Regions from separate parts of the Homo sapiens genome. Here region 2 is linked to region 1. The links are chromatin loops, found by intact Hi-C in ENCODE. Cell type or tissue: mammary epithelial cell. All regions are shown on one strand.

What was found. A loop is a pair of places that touch in the nucleus more often than their neighbours do. Peaks named below come from ENCODE experiments on the same cell type or tissue, not always from the same donor. Only the 100,000 strongest peaks of a DNase experiment are listed, where the experiment ranks them.
Region 2: it touches region 1 in a loop (10-fold over the local background); 2 of 110 quality-filtered maps call a loop at or near these places.

Annotation. Positions count from the first base shown.
Region 1 is chr9:120,529,242-120,534,241 of GRCh38, reverse strand. CDK5RAP2 (CDK5 regulatory subunit associated protein 2) reads left to right here. Exons shown (of 38, transcript NM_018249.6): 8 at 4,102-4,264. Among named protein-coding and RNA genes, the nearest start is that of CDK5RAP2, 48 kb to the left of the region's middle. In mammary epithelial cell, a CTCF peak has its summit at 2,369 (motif pointing right); DNase peaks (open chromatin) are centred at 1,601 and 2,361; H3K27ac peaks cover 2,313 bases.
Region 2 is chr9:120,610,204-120,615,203 of GRCh38, reverse strand. MEGF9 (multiple EGF like domains 9) reads left to right here. Exons shown (of 6, transcript NM_001080497.3): 4 at 2,665-2,808. Among named protein-coding and RNA genes, the nearest start is that of CDK5RAP2, 33 kb to the right of the region's middle. In mammary epithelial cell, CTCF peaks have their summits at 2,786 (motif pointing left) and 3,990; a DNase peak (open chromatin) is centred at 3,743; H3K27ac peaks cover 2,628 bases.

The DNA of each region.
Region 1 (5,000 bases):
CCTGGCCTGAGTGCTGTGTTCTGGAAAGGAGTGGGGAAGAGGTGAGGAGAGGGAAGCTGGGGAGGTGACATGGACCTTATTGAAGAATTTGAGTTTTATCCTAAAGGCATACAAGAAGCCACTGAAGAGTTAAAGGTGGGGCTTCAGGGAATGACAAGATCAGATTTAAATTTAGAAAGGTCTTTCTGCCTGCCCTTGGGGAATGGATTGACACTGGGGCTGGGTAGAAGACTGGTTCTCAGGCTGATGCAGAAATCCAGGAAAGAGCTGATGGTGACCAAAGTGGAGGTGACAGAGCTGGGAATGGAGGAGAACAGGCTAGAAGGTAGAGTGGATGTGATGGGCTTGAAGGGCTTGGTGACTGACTGGATCTGGGGGATAAGGGGAAAAGCTACAGTGACACACCCTTGCCCAGGCATTTTTTTTTTTTTTTTTTTTTTTTTTAGATGGAGTCTTAACTCTGTCCTCCAGGCTAGAGTGCAGTGGCGTGATCTTGGCTTACTGCAACCTCAGCTTCCCAGGTTCAGGTGATTCTCTTACCTCAGCCTCCTGAGCAGCTGGGATTACAGTTGCCCGCCACCAAAAAAGCCTGGCTAATTTTTGTATTTTTAGTGGAGACAGCGTTTCACCATGTTGGCCAGGCTGGTCTTGAACACCTGACCTCAGGTGATTTGCCGGCCTCTCAAAGTGCTGGGATTACAGACATGAGCCACTGTGCCTGGCCCTTGCCCAGGTTTTGAACATGAGCAGCTGTGGGGTGGTGCAATTTATTGAATTTTGTTGGGGGAAAAGGAAAAAGAGGAAATGTTTTTGGGTGGAGGGAGAGGGAAGATGATACCTTCAGTTGGCACATGTTGGGTTTGAGGGCCTGTGAGCTTCAGTGAGTAGAGTCTAGGATGTGGTTGGGTGTATGAATTAAAGCTTGAATTAGAGGAAGTATAGATTCATTCCTTAACCAACTACTGAGTGTGGCCTTGGGAATGCGTGCTGGGAATGCAGGGCTGAACGTTGTCCTGCTTCTATGGTGCTCTCAGTGTGGGAGGGGATAGATGTTAAAAAAAATATATGTCGTGATTGATGCCGTGATAGAGGTGAGCCCAGGGTTCCGTGCTGTGACAAAAGCAAGGTGTGATCAGCTCTGCCTGGGCGTGGAATGGGGAGGGCTTGTCAGACAAGGAGTCCTGCGAGTTGGGTGAGGACGCTTTGCCTAGCAGAGAGAACAGCACGTAAAGGTACAGAGCCTGGCACATTTTAAGGTGATCCTAGAGGAGAGTGGTCCTGTTAGCATGTGCCACAGAAGCTTAATTGCTCATCTTTTTTTGGAAGGGGGACTTTGGGAAGGGTTAACGTGTATCAAGTACTTACTGTGTTCTAGGTGGTAGAGTCTCCATGGATGTCGGATCAGAGCTTTGCTAAAGGCGGCATCTTCCTGGGATTTCCCATAGGTCTGACTGGAGAGGCACCAAAACCCAACATGTCAGTCCTATGAATGCAGCTGTCTCTCAGGGATAGCTGTGTCCCAGGCGCACTCCCAGAGATCAGTGCAGCAGTCAGATGCCAGCTCTGGATTTTTGCTCAGGGTGTGGCCCTCTTTGTGGTGAAACCTTCCTGGGTGTGTAGGATCAGCGTGTTCCCTCCCTGAAGGCAGGCCTGCCTAGGAAGCTAAGTCAAGGTCAGATGGTTAGCAGAAAACTGGAGCCAGAGTCCTTGGTTTTGCCCTGGTGAGACGGATCCAGATCTGCGACACAGATTGACTCACTGTTGGGCAGGGCAAGGTATTGAATCTTTAGGGCCCAGGGACCCCTCACGTGGATGGACTCTGCCAATATCTTTCTGGGCTCCCACCACCCTTTTTAAAGGTGCATGCTTTAGCTACTTTATTGTCTTCAATCTGGCCTTTGAGCTGCTCTGTGTCTTTAAGGCAGTTAATACTGGGAAGTCCTGCAGATCAAATATGCCAACAGATATGATCTGTTTGGCTTACAGTATTTTTTAAAGTGTGAATTAGTTGCCAGTATGTAAAAAATTGAATTTCATGCAGAAGTCTGGATTTCCACCTTCTGTTTAAAACCTAGGAGATTGGCAGCCCTGGGTATCATCTTGCTGGATTGAGGCTACCCCTCCCCTTAGATGGGCTTGGTGCTCCAGCTTGGCCACAGGAGTCCCCACCAGGCCTGCCTACTTTTTCTTTTCTCTATGTAGAACTTGCTTTAAGGTAACTAAAAAAAAAAAAAAATTCAGTTTTATTGGTGTATAAATTACATACAACACAGTGCTTCAATTTTAAGTGTATATAGTTCGGTGACTACCTCTCCCATTGATTATGTGACGATTTCAAAGTTGAGCCCCTAGAGGGCAATCTTACACCTCTTTCCAGGTTTTCTGGGGCATTGCACTGGTGCTGCCTGGCACCTTGTCTCCTAGTGCATTGCTAGGTGCTTTAGTTACCTTTGTCTCCCTCTTTACCTTCATCCCAGGAAGCTGTGCTTCACTAGGGCAGCTCTGTCTGACTGCAAAATCTTTCTTCTTTCTCCCAAACTAAGTTGCTTTCTTGGTTTAGCTGCAGAAAGGCTATTCTGAGGGTCTTCTGACAAAATGCTAATTGTTACATGTTAAAAAAAAAAAGTAATAATTATAACAACTGTCATTTGTTGAGTTCCACCATATTCCAGGAGCAGTGCAAGATTGTTTTAAATAGCTTGTCTCTGGTCCACAATCACAAGTCACCCCTATTTTGTAGCTGAGGAGGCACAGGCTCAGAGAGATGGAATTACTTGCCATGGCCAAGGGGCAGTTGATATGGGATAATTTGGTAATTATATTGTGTTATTTGATAACACAGCCCAGAGAGGGATGTGTTCAGCTGTTCCTGAGTGGGGCACTAGGGGTGCAGGTAGCAAAGCTTCCTGGAGGGGAGCTTAATTAGCTTTGGCAGGATGAATGGGTGTTTGTCAGGTAGAGGTGGGGGTGAGGCGGGGGTAGGGTGGGGAAGGGCATTTTAGGTAGAAGGAATAGCACGAGCAAAGGTGTAGAGGCATGAAACAGTCTGGCTTCGGGAGAGAACTGAAAGTGAGGCTACTGAGTGGAGATGGAGAGGGTGATGGTTTCCCGTGAGAGATGAGACTGAAGCTGTCGGCAGGGCCCTCTGATCTGGTAGGCCCTAAGACCTAGGACCTGGAATGCCTGGGAAGGAGTTTCACCGTTTTTTATTTTTTTATTTTTTCCTTTTTTTTAAAAATTATACTTTGTTTTAGGGTACATGTGCACAACATGCAGGTTTGTTACATATGTATACATGTGCCATGTTGGTGTGCTGCACCCATTAACTTGTCATTTACATTAGGTATATCTCCTAATGCTATCCCTCCCCCCTCCCCCCACCCCACAACAGGCCCTGGTGTGTGATGTTCCCCTTCCTGTGTCCAAGTGTTCTCATTGTTCAATTCCCACCTATGAGTGAGAACACGCAGTGTTTGGTTTTCTGTCCTTGTGATAGTTTGCTGAGAATGATGGTTTCCAGCTTCATCCATGTCCCTACAAAGGACATGAATTCATCCTTTTTTATGGCTGCATAGTATTCCATGGTGTATATGTGCCACATTTTCTTAATCCAGTGTGTCATTGTTGGATATTTGGGTTGGTTTTATCTTGAAAGTCAGTGTTTTTAAACTTTGCCCTGAGAAGTCTTGGCAAGACATTCCGTTTTTTCCACACTTATCGGAACAGCTCTGCTTCATTGGTTTTGTTTGCTTAGGTTTCAGTGACATATCTTTTGGAGAGAGGATTTCTTGGCCAAAGAAATTAGTAGTCCACTGCTGTTGGTGGGGACCGTTGAAGGTATTTGAACAGGAGCACAGCTTGGCTAGAGTCCAGAAGCTCAGAGTTGAATTGACTGGAGCCAGGCTGGAGGCAGGCAGGGGACCAGTTAATGTCACACGAATTCTGACGCTTAATCTCCTACCTGCAAAATGTGATTCTGTTTGTGTTCAGCCATTGTATATGTCTACTTTGAAGATATCTGGCCCCATTTCCTTCCTCCTCCAGCTCCACTGAGCTAAGAGAACAGCTTAGAATTAATATTTAAATTTTGTTCTCTTTTAGACTGATTGAGGAGTTGAAGCTGTCTTTGAAGAGCAAAGAAGCTTTAATTCAGTGCCTTAAAGAGGAGAAATCTCAGATGGCATGTCCTGATGAGAATGTGTCATCTGGAGAGCTCCGAGGACTTTGTGCTGCTCCAAGGGAAGAAAAGGAGAGAGAAACTGAGGTGAGGTGACAGGACATGAAGAGGGGGCTTTAATTAGCCAACCAGACTCCTCTGTGGGAGATGGAATGCGCATTCGGTCCTCATGGTTCACACACAGCCTGCTTCTAAATATGAGTCCCCTGTCAGCTGAGGAGTGAGCAGAAACTGCCTTTGTCAGGGGCCCTGGCATTCTTTTTCCTTCTTAGTCTCCTGTTCCTATAAAGAGTTGCTTAAAGAAAACCAGTCCCTACCTGCTTACCTCTGTTTTACCATGTGTTGATTTGTTGTTACCTGGGGACTTTATTTTCATCCTTTGGGTTTTCTTAGGATACAGTTGTGGTGCATTGTTTTCCATCTTGCCTTTTTGGTTAGAAGTAGGTGTGAGGCCAACTTTGGTCTGCAACTTGAGAGGTAGGGTGGGAAGAGGACTAACTCGTATCGGGCTTAGCAGTATGGGAGGGGTTCAGTATACCATCTCGTTCAATCCTCCCAGCCACCTGGCAAGGTAGAGCTCATGGTCTCCTTGTCACGTTTAGAAACGGGCTCAGGCTCAGAGGAATTGTTACATTTTTCCAGGTTCCAAGAGATGGGTTGCTAGTAGCTGACCCCAAAGCCTCCCTGGACTCCTGCCCCCGCCCTAGGCGGCCTCCCCAGCAAGCTCTTTTGAAGAGGTTGGGCAGGCCAGGGAAGTGCAGGTAGGTCTTAGTCCAGGCCTTCCATTCTTGTTGGAGTAGCTGCTGCATGTCGTATGTTCACA
Region 2 (5,000 bases), 81 kb before region 1:
GCAATTGTGTGATCTCGGCTCACCACAACCTCTGCTTTCCGGATTCAAGTGATTCTCCTGTCTCATCCTTCTGAGTAGCTGGGATTACAGGCATGCACTACCACACCTGACTAATTTTGTATTTTTAATAGAGATAGGGTTTCACCATGTTGGTCAGGCTGGTCTCGAACTCCTGACCTCAGGTGATCCACCTGCCTTGGCCTCCCAAAGTGCTGGGATTACAGGCGTGAGCCACCATGCCTGGCATATACATATATACATATATATATGTATGTATGTATATATGTATATAAAGGGTAGCAACATGACCTTTTCTTGTCACATCAGCTATGCACAAAGGACTTATTATTGGACTGCATCTTACCCTGAACATCCAAATTTTACTATGGAACTGTTAGCTTTTTTTTTTTCAGGTATTTTTTATATTAAAGCTTAGCACTTTATCAGAACTTTTTCTCTTAAAAATTCTTTGTATTGAACATTTTTAATAGGGGGAGAGTAGGTAGACAGATTTCACACATAATGCAGGTTTTGACGTGTCCAACCTGAGGAACAGTTTAACTTTTAAAATTGTTTTATTTTTAGAGCAAAACTCCAGTTTCCTAGTATGTATTTTTCAGCTGTTTTTTATTGTCACAAAGATACATAGCTAAAGAGAGATCATGATACAAGAAGATCTGAAAGAAGCCAGTACCTAAAGTGTCTACCACAGCATGAATATATACTACTTTGTTATGTGGGAAAAATGTCATTAACACTATCAGGCCTTTACAATTACATGATTGAAAATGATGATATTTACATACAAGTTTGATTTAATGTTAAGTGTTCACATAAACTTTTGAAGGTATCTTTCACAATAAATTTATGAAGTTTGGGGGAATTTTGCTGTAGTCAGTTAAGAATTGAGATTTACACTTAGGGAGGCCTACATGGGCGCATCACTTGAGGTCAGAAGTTCGAGACCGGCCTGGCCAACGTAGTGAAACCCTATCTCTACTAAAATACAAAAATTAGCCAGGCGTGGTGACATGCGCCTGTAATCCCAGGTACTTGGGAAGCTGAGGCAGGAGGATCACTTGAACCTGAAGATGGAGGTTGCAGTGAGTGGTGAGCAGAGATCATGCCACTGCACTCTAGCCTGAGCCACAGAGTGATCTCCGTCTCAAAAGAAAAAAAAAAAAAATTGAGCTTTTTAACATGTAGGTTGATGACATTTTCATTCTTTTGTTTTTTTCAAGTTTTGCTTCAGTTGTGAGACCATTTTATTTCACAGCCTTATTCTCTCTCCCCTTTTAAAAATATTTCTGCTAGTAAGGAAAAGAAATCAAGACTTTTACGAATAGTTTTAGCATTGGACTGTAGTTAGCTTACTTTGTAAAATGTCATTATCTTCCTAGATTTCTATGTAGAATTTACTCACTAATTTCCATAATAGTAGTTCTGAGTGTCCCTTTGAATCTTCCTGGCCCCATAAGGAAGGAATGTAAATTATGTTACACTTTCTCATTTTGTATTTTCAAATGTTATGCTGCTTCCATGTCTGTAGAACATCCTTACTAATAGAGTGCCAAGGGAGTATTATTACAAAACCTAACTTTGTTTTGTTTTTTTCTTTTCTTTATTAATTGTTTTTATTTTTACTTTAAATTTTTAAATATATAAAGCTATGGAGAATAATATAACAAATATCCATGCACTCACACCCAGAATTATTAATAATAAAGATTAACATTTTGACATTTTGCTTCATATTTATATATATATGTATATAGTTACATCTTTGAAATAGAAAATTTCAATAAAGTTGAGGTCCTCTTTTCCTCCGTAGTCCTGTTTTACCCCCCTCCCTCCACAGAGACAAGCAGAGTGTAAAATTCCCCTATACCCTCGCAATCCACATTTTAATTTTTACCTCATGTTTATATCCATCTGGTTAGTGTACTCTGTATCCATTTGCTTAGTGCGCTTAGTGTGGTTTTTAAATTTTAATAAGTATTCTCTTTCTGTATGTGTTATTCCCCAATTTGCTTTTCAACCAACATTCTTTTTAAGATTTAGGCTGGGTGGCTAATCTAATGGCTCATGCCTGTAATCCCAAAACTTTGGGAGGCCAACGCAGGAGAATCACTGGAGGCTGAGAGTTCAGTATCAGCCTGGGCAACACAGTGAAATCCTGTCTCATAAAATAATTTAAAAATTAGCCGGGTGTAATGGCATGCTCCTGTAGTCCCAGCCACTTGGGAGGCCCCATCTCTAAAAAAAAAAAAAAAAAAAAGATTTGTGCATGTTCATGCATGTATGATTAGTTCATTTATGAAAATGCCACAATTTATCTATTCTTCTATTAATATGTATTTGGATTGTTTTTGTTTTCTCCTTGGCGTATAGTTGCTACTTTTGGTATGTAATCAGATTAACCAGCAAGGATTTATTGAGCCACTAATCTTGTATCCCACCTTTCCCTAAGGAGCTTACAATCTAGTAGGGGACACAATTCATAGACATGGCAGTATAGAAATCAGGTGGGGTAGAAATTAACTCTATCCAATCCCTATTAGTTTTTCTTTTTCTTATGATCTTTTTGTTGCAGGCATGATTTTTGAAAGTTACTTGGCTTTCAAGGTAAATCTTTAACTTTTAAAAATAATTTGCTTCTTTTAGGTGCTTGTTTAAACTGCCAGGAAAATAGCAAAGGAAATCACTGTGAAGAATGTAAAGAAGGATTTTATCAGAGTCCTGATGCCACTAAAGAATGTCTTCGCTGCCCTTGTTCAGCAGTGACATCTACAGGCAGCTGCTCTATAAGTAAGGCCTTTCTCTAACTTTTCATTTTAGAGGGAAAAAAAAATCAGTTATCAATAGGTATAAGTTGCATTGATGAATAAAGTTCTGGATGCTATAGGTGAAAGGGAGTTATAAAAACAGCAAAAGTTTTCCTTTCCAGGAATTTATAATCTAATCCAAATATATATATATGTGAATGAGACTTAAAGTGTCTAAAAACCTGCATAATGAGTTAATGCAGGAACTTCAAGACTGAGCAACTTTTGCTCACCTATTTCAAGGTAACATTTACTAATTAGTTCCTCCTAGATACCGAATAATGTTGACTAATTGCAATCTAATAAATATAGTTGACTCATTTAATCCTGATATATATATTAGTTATCTATTGCTAAATAACCTATTACCCTAAAATTTAGTGGCTTAAAACAGTAAGCATTCATTATTTCACATATTTTCTACTAGGACTTTCGAAGCAGCTTAGCTGGGTGGTGCTGGTTTGAATTTTTTCCTTTCTTTCTTTCTTTCTTTCTCTCTCTCTCTCTCTCTCTTTCTTCCTTCCTTCCTTCCTTCCTTCCTTCCTTTCTTTCTTTTCTTTTCTTTTCTTTCTTTCTTTCCTTTCTTTTCTCCCTGTCTGTTTAAATAATAGCTTTGTTGAGCTGTAATTCACATTTCATACAATTTAAGATGCAAAATTCAGTTTTTTTAGTACATAGTCTCAAAGTTTTGCAACCATGACCACAATCAATTTTAGAAGTTTTCATCACCTCCCCCAACAAAAGGACCTAAAAAACAATCCTATAATCATTAGCAATTACTCCCTTTTCCTCTGGCCTTAGGCAACCACTAACCTACTTTTTCTGCTCTATGGATTTGCCCATTCTGAACATTTCATACAAATGAAGTCATTCAATACATGGCCTTGTGTGTCTGGCTTTTTTCACTTAGCATAGTATTTTCAGTTCATTCATGTTATAACATGTCTCAGTACTTCATTCCTTTTTGTTACTAAATAATATATTATTGTGTTATACCCCATTTCATTGCTCTCTTCATCAATTGATAGACATTTGTGTTGTTTCCACTTTTTAGCTATTACAAATAATGCTGCTGTGAACATTTGTATACATGTTTTTGTATGTACATATATTTTCATTTATCTTCAGTGTATACCTAGGAGTGGAATTCCTGGGTCCTGTAGTAACTATGTTTATCCTCTTGAGGAGCTGTCAGACTGTTTTCCAAAATGAGTACACCATTTTGCATTCTCATTCTCACCAACCCTGTATGTAGGTTCCAAATTTTCCACAGCTTCACCAACACTTACTATCTGCCTTTGTATAATTATAGCCATCCTAGTAGATATGAAGTGGTATTCCACTGTGGTTTTAAGTTGCATGTTCCTGATGGCTAGTTATGTGCTTATTGTTCATTCATATATTTAGAGAAATGTCTGTTCAGATCCTTTGCACATTTAAAATTTGGATTATTTATCTTGTTATCATTGAGTTGAAATAATTCTTTATATATTCTAGATACAAGTCCCTTAACAGATATATGATTTATAAATATTTTTTCTATTTTGTGGTTTAATTTTTTGCTTTCTTGATGGTGACCTTCTTAGCAAGGCCCAATTCAAATGTTACCTGCTTCATGAAGACTTTTCTATACCTCCCAGTAGGAAATTATCCTGTCCCTCAAGCTCTCGTACTACAGTGCAATATCATGTATTTATGTATAGTGGATGCACCAAGAGGGAATAATTACTTTGCCTGGAGTGGGGGAATATCAGCAATGGCTTCAGAGAGGATGTGACATAAAAGCTGAGTCTCGTGATGGGAGTCTGCATTTAGCAGGTAGACAGGAGAAGGAAGGACATTTCAGATAAAAATATCAGTAGGAACAATGGTACAGAAATCTTAAAACAGCTTATTTGATCAAGAAACTACTTAAGAATGGCAGAAACAAAGTATAAGGCAGAAGGAGTGAAACATCAGGCAGCACATTGAATGTCATATTTGAGGTCCAGTTGGTCTGCCCATGACAGGCATGAAAGGCTTTCACAAACCTTAATTTCAGTCCTTCAGTCTATTTCATCAGGAATTCTTTAGATTATTGTTGCTATAGTTGTTGAAGTACAAAAATGCTGTAAAATATGGTACTGTTGTAAGCTGTAACTTCATTGAGAACAAGGAATATATGCCTTTTCACTA